Regions from separate parts of the Mus musculus genome. Here region 1 is linked to region 2. Evidence: chromatin loops called from intact Hi-C (ENCODE). Cell type or tissue: gastrocnemius. All regions are shown on one strand. Each heading gives the region's core, and the rest is flanking DNA. Links, peaks and the distances in the headings are about the cores only.

What was found. Hi-C counts contacts between places; a loop is a spot of excess contacts. Peaks named below come from ENCODE experiments on the same cell type or tissue, not always from the same donor. Only the 100,000 strongest peaks of a DNase experiment are listed, where the experiment ranks them.
Region 1: a loop joins it to region 2, with 4 times the contacts of the local background. A loop is called at or near these places in 4 of 42 quality-filtered maps.

The regions. Positions count from the first base shown.
Region 1 is chr17:14,224,758-14,230,142 of GRCm38, reverse strand. Gm41531 (a long non-coding RNA gene) reads right to left here and starts at 4,059. Exons shown (of 2, transcript XR_876621.1): 1 at 3,519-4,059. In gastrocnemius, for the core only: no CTCF peak of the experiment used is centred there; no DNase peak of the experiment used is centred there.
Region 2 is chr17:14,920,346-14,925,730 of GRCm38, reverse strand. Wdr27 (WD repeat domain 27) reads left to right here. Exons shown (of 25, transcript NM_175173.3): 6 at 1,011-1,062; 7 at 2,572-2,642; 8 at 3,351-3,471; 9 at 4,855-4,972. Among named protein-coding and RNA genes, the nearest start is that of Wdr27, 20 kb to the left of the region's middle. In gastrocnemius, for the core only: no CTCF peak of the experiment used is centred there; no DNase peak of the experiment used is centred there.

The DNA of each region.
Region 1 (5,385 bases), core at 109-5,108, 700 kb after region 2:
AGGAATTAAAGTGAATAAGTACAGGATACTCATATGCACATACACACATACATACTCATACGTGCACACATACACACACATGCACACATAGACACACATACATACATACACACACACATGCACCACACACAGATGCACACACATGCACACACATACAGGCAGGCGCACACACACACACACACACACACACACACACATGGTTCACAGAGGTCTTTGTGCTTACAGATCAGCACCAGGGGAACCTGGAATATTACGCAAACAGGGTTGTTCCTTCAAGGAAAGGAATGCAAGCCCTATTACCTATGTACATGCCCACATGTACACTCACACACATGCATACACACATGCACATATATACACACTCACATCTGCATGTACACATACTCACACATGCACCACACATACAGGCACACACACATGCACACACACACCACACCACCCCCACTGAATACATGAATGACTAAATGGATGAATAAATGAGTGAACTGGTAAATGAATCAATGCTTAAGTGTATAATTGAGTGAACGTACGACTGTCTGAGTATGTGAGGAAGTACTTGCATACACCAGTATCTGAATGTATGTCTCTGGTTCACACACACACACACACACACACACACACACGCGCGCACACACACTCACACACAGACACCACCCACTCACACACATGCACACCACACACACCCACGCATACATACTCATACACACAGTTACTTGTACACTCTCTCTCTCTCTCTCTCTCTCTCTCTCACACACACACACACACACATGCACACACATGTACACTTGGCTAGAGGCTCCTGTTTGCAAGTGGGTATGATGCAGTGAAGGAGCTGTGGTCCCAGCCGACACTGTGTGTCAGAACAGAGTGGTGACTGTCCACCCATCCACCCGAGGATCCCTGAGAAGTCTGGACTGGAAACTTGTCCTAAGTGTCAAACAGGCAGAAATTCCTCAGAACAGGAATGAGCTTCGAGTTACAAAGAGAACAGATGCCCGTGGCTGGAAAACTTACTTCTCTGTAAGGCATTTCTGAGCTTCGAAAGAGTCCTGAGAAGCAAATGAGAGTGTTTTCTTAAAGAAGCATGGGATGCACGTCCACCCTGCATGAGCAATATGCAGTGGTTAAGTCTGGGGAGCTGAAGGCAGACGCTTTGCCTCTGTTCCCATGGACACACTGGCCCTCGGGATACCTAGAGGGTGTCTGCATCCCATGCAGGGTGTCCTGACGTCAAGGAATCAATTCCTCCTAGAGACATGTCTGAAAACAGTGTAGGTGCCCTGTTTAAACAACCCATGAGACCCCCTCAAGGCCCAGGAGGTACACCCAACCTGCAGCTATGAGACACATGGCCACCTTTACCTTAAGATAAACTACATTGTTTATCTTAACACAAAACAGAAACTTGCCTACATATATTTTGTGACTTTTTTTTTTTTTGGTAGCTCTCTAGTTCCCTAGTTGTGAAGTTCTCTAGTGTGAACTTTATGGATGACCTCTGTCATGGTGTCAAAGGTTGGATGGTAGTAAATGTGTGGCACTACTCCAGTGTTCTGCACTCCTTGGGATATAATCCAAGAGGATGGCCCTCGGTACAGGGCACGTCTAACACTTGGGAGTGATGAGGGCAAGGTTCATTTCATGTGTGGCACATCATTCCCGACTGCTCTGGACAGCATTTCTAGCTCCCTGGTGACCAGGTCAGGATAATATCTCATTGGTAGGCAAGGTTCTCTTTATCACAGTGTGAGTAACCTCCGTGGTACGGAGAACCCTGGTTATGGGATTTGAAGATTTTCATAGAAACTGAGAACGCAGAATCTAATTCAGAGAAATGGTGAAAAGCTCTCCCTCTGTGGACTTTACATCCCAGGATCACTTGCTAACCACTGTCTTCCTAGCCCTTGGCCACACACGTGGCTGGAGGTGCTAAGATTCCTGTAAAGGAAACCCCTTCTCCCTGTCTTGCTCCTGAGCATGTCTTCTGGTTTCACAGTTAAGCCGGGAAAACAGAAAGTAAAGTCTCCCGAGGAATCTACTCTTCCCTGAGGTAAAGCAACACAGCCTGAGTCTATCGCCCCGCCTAAGAGCACCCACCCACAGAAGCAACACGTGGAAGGAGACATGGATTCCAAACAACACCCACAGAACTCAAGGCCAGCGGGCAGAGCCCTAGTCCCCCTGGACACCATTCCCACTAGCACAGTTCAAAGATGATACCACTCCTGGCTCCTCTCCTCTACAGTTCCCATCATCACCCACAAGCAAACTCTCAGGGCTATCACCAGCTGCTAACCGAGGCTGCCTCTCAGGGCCCCCGTGTAGAGCCATCTGGAGGTCTGCTTGAGTCACTGTCCTGAGTCACAGCTGTTCGTTCACCCAGACTGACAACACTGCGGAGTCCCTTATAGCTTCTCCTTGTTCATCTTCCCAGTCAGTCTTGCTTATCAGAGACTCATTCCCCCACCCCTGCCCCAGTGGAGGGTGTTTATGTTGTTCTAGTCGTACCAATATAAATAACATAAATAATAGGGAGTGGGAGGGTCTTGCTCCTAGAGGAATGTTGTCTCACCCTGTGAAACCCCTGGTGGGGTTGGCATGTGACTTCTGAGATACTGAACAGCCAGGCAGTAGAGAGCAGAAGAGAAATCTGCCCCTCCTCTTTCACCCTTTCTCTCCCTCCCTCTGCCCCTCCCTCCTTCTCCTTCTTCTACTTCTCATTCTTCTCTCCTCTCCTCTTTCCCTTCCTCCCTCTCCTCATCCCCCTCCCCCTTCCCCCTCCTTCTCCTCATCCCCCTCCCCTTTCCCCCCTCCCTCTCTTCGTTTTTGGAAGCAGAGTCCTGGGTGTTGTGTTCCTCCAGGCGGCACCCACCCCAGGTGACTCTACCAACTCCCCGTGGGTTCCAGGGCTCTGCTGCCCTTTCACCTCAGAGTGGGTGTCTCTCCGGTAGAACCCATGCATTTCTCAATGCCATCTAACACGTCACACAAAGATCAGTTTCACACGCCAAAATTATGTTAGACAAATGAAACATATTCTTAATATATAAATAAAGTACATGCTCTAGAAAGTGTGGATCCTGTCATCGCTACCACCTGGAATTCATTTCCAATGTTGGCTAAAATCTGAACCATCCCCTTCATTACTACACTGTTTGCCTCTCTGTGGGGAAGAGGGCGGTTCTCAAAGATGTCTGTTAACCTCCCTGGAGCTCAGAATCACCATTGTAAAGCAGCTGTAAGCAGTCAAGCCTTCTCAGAGTCTCTCTCTCTCTCTCTCTCCCTCCCTCCCTCCCTCCCTCTCTCCCTCCTCCCTCCCCCTTCTCTCCCTCCCTTCCCCTCCCCTCCCTCCCCTTCCCCTTCCCTCCCCTTCCCCTCCCCTCCCTCCCTTCCTCCTTCTCTCTTCCCTTCCTCCCTCCCTCCTCCCTCCCTCCCTCCTTCCATCCTCTTTGCTCACTTCCCTCTTCCACCTCCCTCTCTCTCTAGCCCACTCCTTTCCTCTCTGTGGACAGACATACCTTGTGATTGGCAGATGACCACACTGTCCCTCCACCACCACCACTGTGCTATGAAAAGTATGGTGTTCTGAAACTGCAGGCTAGGTTTTCGAGACAGAAGCACGTGACTGTGGACATGTGTGACTGTCCTGTGTTGTTCTGGGGACACAGTACTGTACAGCAGGGACCCGAGACTGCCCTTTGGGCTGCCATTGAGAATGTGCTAGATAAGAAGCCACACCTGAACACAATGGTGGCAAGTGTGCTTCCTGTAGAGAAACCCTACAAACGACACCACCTTCACCTTATCCTGGGGTCTAAAGAACAGGCATGAACATAGGATTCAGAGCAGAGGGGACAGCCATGAATCCCTGGGCTCTCTGTGGGCCCTGAGGTACACACAGCTGGTCGGGAAGTCGGCAGAGATCTGGACCTGTGGTTCCACCCTTCTCGGCCAGGTGCACATTCCCTGCTGATCTAGTCAGCAGGTGTGGCAGGCATTGAGGTTCTAGGGAGCCTAAGCCAGGGTCCCCTGTCTGGAGCCAGCCATGCTGCTGGAGCAGCTAAGGCAGGCAGAAACATCTGTCCTGAAAGATCAGCCAGATACACAGAATCTAATAGAAGAGAAAGCGGGAAAGAGTCTCGAACTCATTGGCACAGAGGGAATGTTCCTGAACAGAACACCAATGGCTCAGGCTCTAAGATCAACAATCAATAAATGGGACCTCATGGAACTGAATAACTTCTGTAAGGCAAAAAACAAACAAACAAAACAAAAAACAAACAAACAAACAAACAAAAAACCCAAAACACATCAATAGGACAAATTGGCAACCTACAGATTGGGAAATAATCTCTACTAGCCCTACATCTGACAGAGGGCTAATATCCAAAATATATAAAGAACTTAAGAAGTTAACCCCTAAAAAACCCAAATAACCCAATTTGAAAATGAAGTAAAGATAATCCCATTAAAAAAAATGGGGCACAGAACGAAACAAAGAATTCTCACCTGAGGAATACCGAATGGCTGAGAAGCGCCTGAAAAAATGTTCAACATCCTTAATCATCAGGGGAATGCCAATCAAAACAACCCTGAGATTCCACCTCACACCAGTCACAATGGCTAAGATCAAAAATTCAGGTGACAGCAGATGCTGGTGAGGATGTGGAGAAAGAGGAAAACTCCTCCATTGCTGGTAGGATTGCAAGCTGGTACAACCACTCTGGAAATCAGTCTGGCAGTTCCTCAGAAAATTGGACATAGTACTACCAGAAGATCCAGCAATACCTCTCCTGGGCATATACCCAGAAGATATTCCAACTCGTAATAAGGACATATGCTCTACTATGTTCATAGCAGCCTTATTTACAATAGCCAGAGCTGGAAAGAACCCAGATGCCCCTCAACAGAAGAATGGATACAGAAAATGTGATACATTTACACAATGGAGTACTACTCAGCAATTAAAAACAATGAATTTATGAAATTCTTAGGCAAATGGATGCATCTGGAGGATATCAACCTGAGTGAGGTAACCCAATCACAAAAGAAGTCACTTGATATGCACACAGTGATAAGCGGATATTATCACATTCCCTGCTGGTCTAGTCAGCAGGTGTGGCAGGCATTGAGGTTCTAGGGAGCCTAAGCCAGGGTCCCCTGTCTGGAGCCAGCCATGCTGCAGGAGCAGCTAAGGCAGGCAGAAACATCTGTCCTGAAAGATCAGCCAGATACACAGAATCTAATAGAAGAGAAAGTGGGAAAGAGTCTCGAACTCTTTCCAGTCTCGAACTCAGCCCAGAAACTGAGAATACCCAAGATATAATTTGCAAAACACATGAAAATCAAGAAGAAGGAAGACCAAAGGGTGGATACTTCATCACT
Region 2 (5,385 bases), core at 247-5,246:
AGCCAGGGCTACACAGAGAAACCCTGTCTCAAACAAACAAACAAACAAACAAACAAACAAATAAAGCATGCACCCGAGGAGGCTATTTTCTCACCACACACAAGTGGAGGTTTGATCTTCAAGTGGGACTGGGTTACTCTGTGTCGCATGTCTTGATTCTCCAGCATATGGACATTGAACAATTGTGAGGACTTTTCTTGAATCTAAATCTAGAGGGAGCAGTGTATATCTGAAAAGTTTTCCAATAACCAACAGATAAGTGGATTCCATTAGCACTACACCAAGCTTCAGAAAAAGTAAAGCAAAATGCAGATTCGCTTTTTAACAGTCCCAAGTTAGCTAGTATTAGTATAATTTTATTAATAAAGGATGAACATTTATCATTGTCCTGAAAGAAAAACTTAAAGTCACATGTGTGTATTAAACTACAAAAGTTGTTAGAATACATTCTATGGTCATTTGAAAATACTTATTTGATGGAACCGGTGACTTCCACTGGGAGTTAGCAGCTGTTGAGGCAGAAATCCAAGTTGCCCTACTTGGATAAACTATTTTGCATTTCAGTATTCTTATATTTCAAATAGACACAGTGGGGCCTCTTATATTACTGGTGGTCATGAAAATGAAGAGAGTTGGTATTTTGGAATGTCCTTGGAGCTGTGACTACCATAGAAAGGGTGGTGGGTACAACAAACACACGTGGCTGTCATGGTTGGAATGCAGTCCTGCAGGTGGTCACCCTCTACAATTGGGGCATAGCCCCAGGGACATGCTGGCACTTCTTAACTGAGCTACTCATCTTTGGAGGAGTCCTCCCAAGTCCATAGGTGGTCATCTTTGGGGAATCAGTATGTTTTTACCATTGTTCTGAAATCTTGGATTTTAATAATCAGTGATTCAATATGTGAATTTTAATTCTTTAATTATTTATATGGTTCAATTTTTATTGTTCATGGTTAGCAATACTGGCAACATTTTTATGTCTTAAATGAGCTGTTTTTCGTTTGCAGGTCTGGGACTTTTGTGTGGGATCCTTGATATACAGTTCATCCATTTTAACAGGTAAATGAAAGACTGACTCTTTTACATTCTAGCTGAGCAGGTAGAGTGAAGGAACTCTCCTGGTGTGGCTATCACCCCAGAAACAGTGCAGCAGACAGAGGTCTGAATCGCCCCAGAGACAGGTGGGCCAGTCACCAGCCACATCTTTAAGTCGCCATTCAGAATTGTGTGTATTGTGTAGCCAGACAGAGGTAATTCCCCTCTGTCTACTGAGCAGGTGAACGTCAGTTACTGTCTCGGAGAATTTTAACTTACACTTATATGTACATATATGCATTTGGCTTCTGAGCAGCTGTTTTAGGTAAGTATGTAGAGTAGATTGGCTCTCAGATAAAGTGCCTGAGACAAGGCCCTCTTCTGCCCTGTAGAGGGTCAGAGCTGGGAACATCTGGGACATCATCCTCCCCGATGAGTGGAGGATTGGACAGCATGCAGTCCATGGATTAGGTTGTAAGCATTTGTCCATCTTATACATTCTAGGATAACTGTTGCTTTCATCAAACTGTCCTTCTGTAGGAAATGGAACCATCACCTGATTATATAGATGTGTGACCAATGTCTATGGGCTGGCTCTCTCTCCTGGAGCCTGGAGGCTGTTGTGTGTGACATCTGGGGCCCTGTATTTCCTCCCTGCATCTAACAAGGTTGCTTCTGGAGTCTCCCTATCCCCTTTACCCCCATGTTCTGCCATGTATGCACTAGTGTCCTGGGACAGCAGAGATACCAATGCTAGGGGGCTTTCCTTCCCTTTGAGATGCCCCATAAAAACCCCACTTATGAGAAACACAGCCGTCTTGGTGACCTGCTAGAGTTCCTGCCGTAATTTATCCAGGATTGAGCCTTTCGGGCTGGTTACCCACATGCACAGTATCGTGTGCTGACAGCCTGCAGTTGTTCACCAAGCTTTGGCACGAAGCACATTTTTCTGGAATTTTGTTGGATTTTCTGAAGACCATCTTGTGAAACAATTTGAGGAACACAATTGTACATTGTTCTGTAAATTCACCTTGGATGCCATTTGCAGCTTAGTTAGGACATATAGTGTTTCTCAGCCTGTTTATGTAGTTCTTCCAAATTCGTGATAGTTTTAAACTATATTTGAAGTAAAATTAAATTTCATGGAGTCCTTTTTATTTAAAGCAAGATATCTATTTAACTGCTGTTTTTATCGCTAGGTTCACGATGCCATTGTTGTTAGTCTGCCGGCACTGCTCTGCTGGTTTGAAGGGCTAGCCGAGCTGTACTTTCTTCCTCTAGGCTGTTGACAGTTGCTCTGGGCCTGCTTAGTGTGAGCAGATGAGCCAGGCTCACTAGCAGCCAGCTGTAATTCATATACACCATCTTATTTGGGACAGCATTCCTTTTTTTTTTTTTTTCCCCCTTTGGCTCATGAATGTTTCCAAAGTTGTATTCATTTATAAGTTCACCTCCTGATATGAAGATTCAGAATAGTGCTAAGTTGAGTAGAAGAAGCACTGTCCACACTGAATGCCCTATGTTTTCATACAGCTTACCCTCTCCTAAATTTGCTTATCAATGAAGAAAACCAACAGCTGGTCACCGGCAGTGCTGATGGCCAGGTGAGAGCCCTGTGCGGATACATCTGAGTTTCAAGCATACAGAACATGAACAAGTACAGAGTCTCTGTTTCATGTGGTCACCAGCAATGTGCCAGGATTTGTCCCACTGTGCATGTCAGTGGTAGGGTTTGGGGGACCTTTGGTCTGCGGAGGGGACCCTGACGTGCATGTTTTTTAAATGCTAGGTAGTATTTGAATGAGCAAAAGTTAGAACTGCTGGCACAGCTGTCAGCACCAGCGTTGTATGATTTTAAACCTGAAAACACATTTCAAGATTTAAAAAATGTCAACACCTTAGGCTTATTTTATATAGGTGCTGTTGATACAAATATGATGAAGATATACTTTGGGGAGCTATGACAGTTAATTTTCTTTTCCATCAATTCAACTGCCATTATCTTAGGTGCTAGGACTCAGTAACATGGTAGAAATGTTCATGGCTCAAAGGCTGTAGCATGTGCTGTGTGACACTGAATCATAGCTGTGTCTGAGCTAAGGTTCTGGACAAAATCCCCCCTGTAAGCACTTGCATGGGAGCGATGCAGCGTTCAGGAAGCGACTAAAAGCAGCACTGGGGCAGTCCAAGTGTCTGAGAGAACCTAGGAACACCTGAAGCTCTTATCTGTGCTCTGCCCCACTTCCCTTTGGCTTTTGCAGTGAGTATCACGTCTTGAAAGAGATCTGTATCCACATTTTTTGATTTTGTAGCTGTGGATCTTTAGTTTGATGGAGGGACATCACTACCACTGTGTGGCACATGTGGACGTAAGGAAGAAAAGGGAGACTTTCACCACCCGAAGAATGATGGCTGAGCAGTGCAGCCTGCCAGGTGTGCTTCTTGTACCCTATAGGCCTCCTACATGGACACAGCACTCAAGGGCACACACAAGGGTTTCTGTGGGGCAGGCAGAGTGGGAAGGAGTAGAAGGGAGGTTTCTGATGTGGGAAAGGCCAGGGGTCCTGACCTCTGACACCACTGCGCCCCATAGGTTTGTGCCCCAGGCTGGAGGCTGGCTCTTACCCAGGGACTATGAGAATAGAACACAAACCCTAGGGTTGTCATGAAAGCAGGAGCTCAAGAGGGCAGACCCTGCAGCTGTCAGGAATGGCTCACCTGAGTGATCTGGGGCCTTGTCTCCCAAGGGGGTGCACTATAGTTACAGTTTCAGCGCAGACCTAATTTCCTTCAGGTCTCAGATCACAGATCCTGTGTCTACATCCGCACCTACTCCCCTAAGCTCCCGACCAGCTCTGCTGACAAAATTACTTCCTCTCGTCCATGTCAGCCTCCTCCAGAGCTCCACTCAGCCACCACGGGTCACAGGGAAGGAAGTGAGCGAGGCTGAGACCTGTTGGGTGTGGACTTAGTTTCCTCATTGCTCTCCTGCCCTGTGCTTGTTCTTATGGGTAGTTTTCTTTAGCTTATATTTTTGTGTGGTTTGAAATGATTTGTTTTTCAGTGAGGTCAGAAAGTCCTAACCTACCCTTATAGCTCCCTTTCCATGAATGTATTAAGCCATGATTTTTGTTATTTCTTTTGTTATTCTCCAACCCCTTGTTATTTCTTTTATAGACAGTCACTCGTTGTCTATTGCACCTTAGCTCCATCTTAGTGGTGGCATTAATCTCTTTACATTGGCAGGCTCTTCCCCAGCCCCATTCCTTACAGACTCAGTCTAGTCCGCACTTTGGTTTTTAACCTTGTTTTTCTTGGTCTTCCAAGTCTCAGTGTTCTTTCGAGGGGTTATGATTCATTCTATCAACATGAATTTCTGAAACATCCCTGCGTCTCTTCTTTTCTATTAGTGATTGCTAAGCAGTGTTGTGTCTTAGATAATCAATAACTCTTTTTTTTTTTACATACACACAACACAATTTTATTCAGATCAAGTGAAAACTGAAGTTATGACTTTGCAGTAAAAGGGACGGATCGTCAAAGTCTTGGTAATACAATCTCAGAAAGACAAGAAGCACATGTTCTCATTCATATGTGGAGCCTACTCTGTAACGTAGACATGTGTTAATAGAAGAGGGTGTGACTGTAGGCACAGCTTTGAGAAACATAGAAAATGGATGAAGAGAGGGTAAAAATACCAGCTGCGAAAGGAAGGAGGAGAATGGGGCAGGCGTGGACACACAGGGGATGAGAACAGAAGGTACATTAAGGGCGAGGTTGCAGAAAGAGTCAGAGAAGAATAACTTTGTTCTTTAGAAGACCATCAGTGCCGGTGCAGACATGAGGCGGATAAAAGGGGAGAGGCTGAAGCAACATTCCCTATCCTGAGCCTGGCGCCCTGTGACCTCTGCCTGCCGGATTCCCAGCGTGGAGCGTACGTATGGTGAACAGGGCCATAGCCATAGCCAGAATGCCTTCTAACTTTTTTTTATTTCTTTTAGTTTTTCGAGACAGGGTTTCTCTGTGTAGCCCTGGCTGTCCTGGAACTCACTTTGTAGATCAGGCTGGCCTCGAACTCAGAAATCTGCCTGCCTCTGCCTCCCGAGTGCTTGGATTAAAGGCATGTGCCACCACGCCCGGCTTTTGCCTTCTAACTTTCTTAAGTGAGCATTAAATTTGGTTTTATGAATGATTGAAGTAAATACCAAGTTTTTTGTGTGTGTCTCTTATTATTACCGACTGTAAATGCTCCTAAAATTGCATATTTTAAGCCTTAGATTTAGTAATTTTTTTCAGTTTAATTCAAGCCTTGTTACCAAACCTAGGCAGATGGGAACCTGGGTAGTA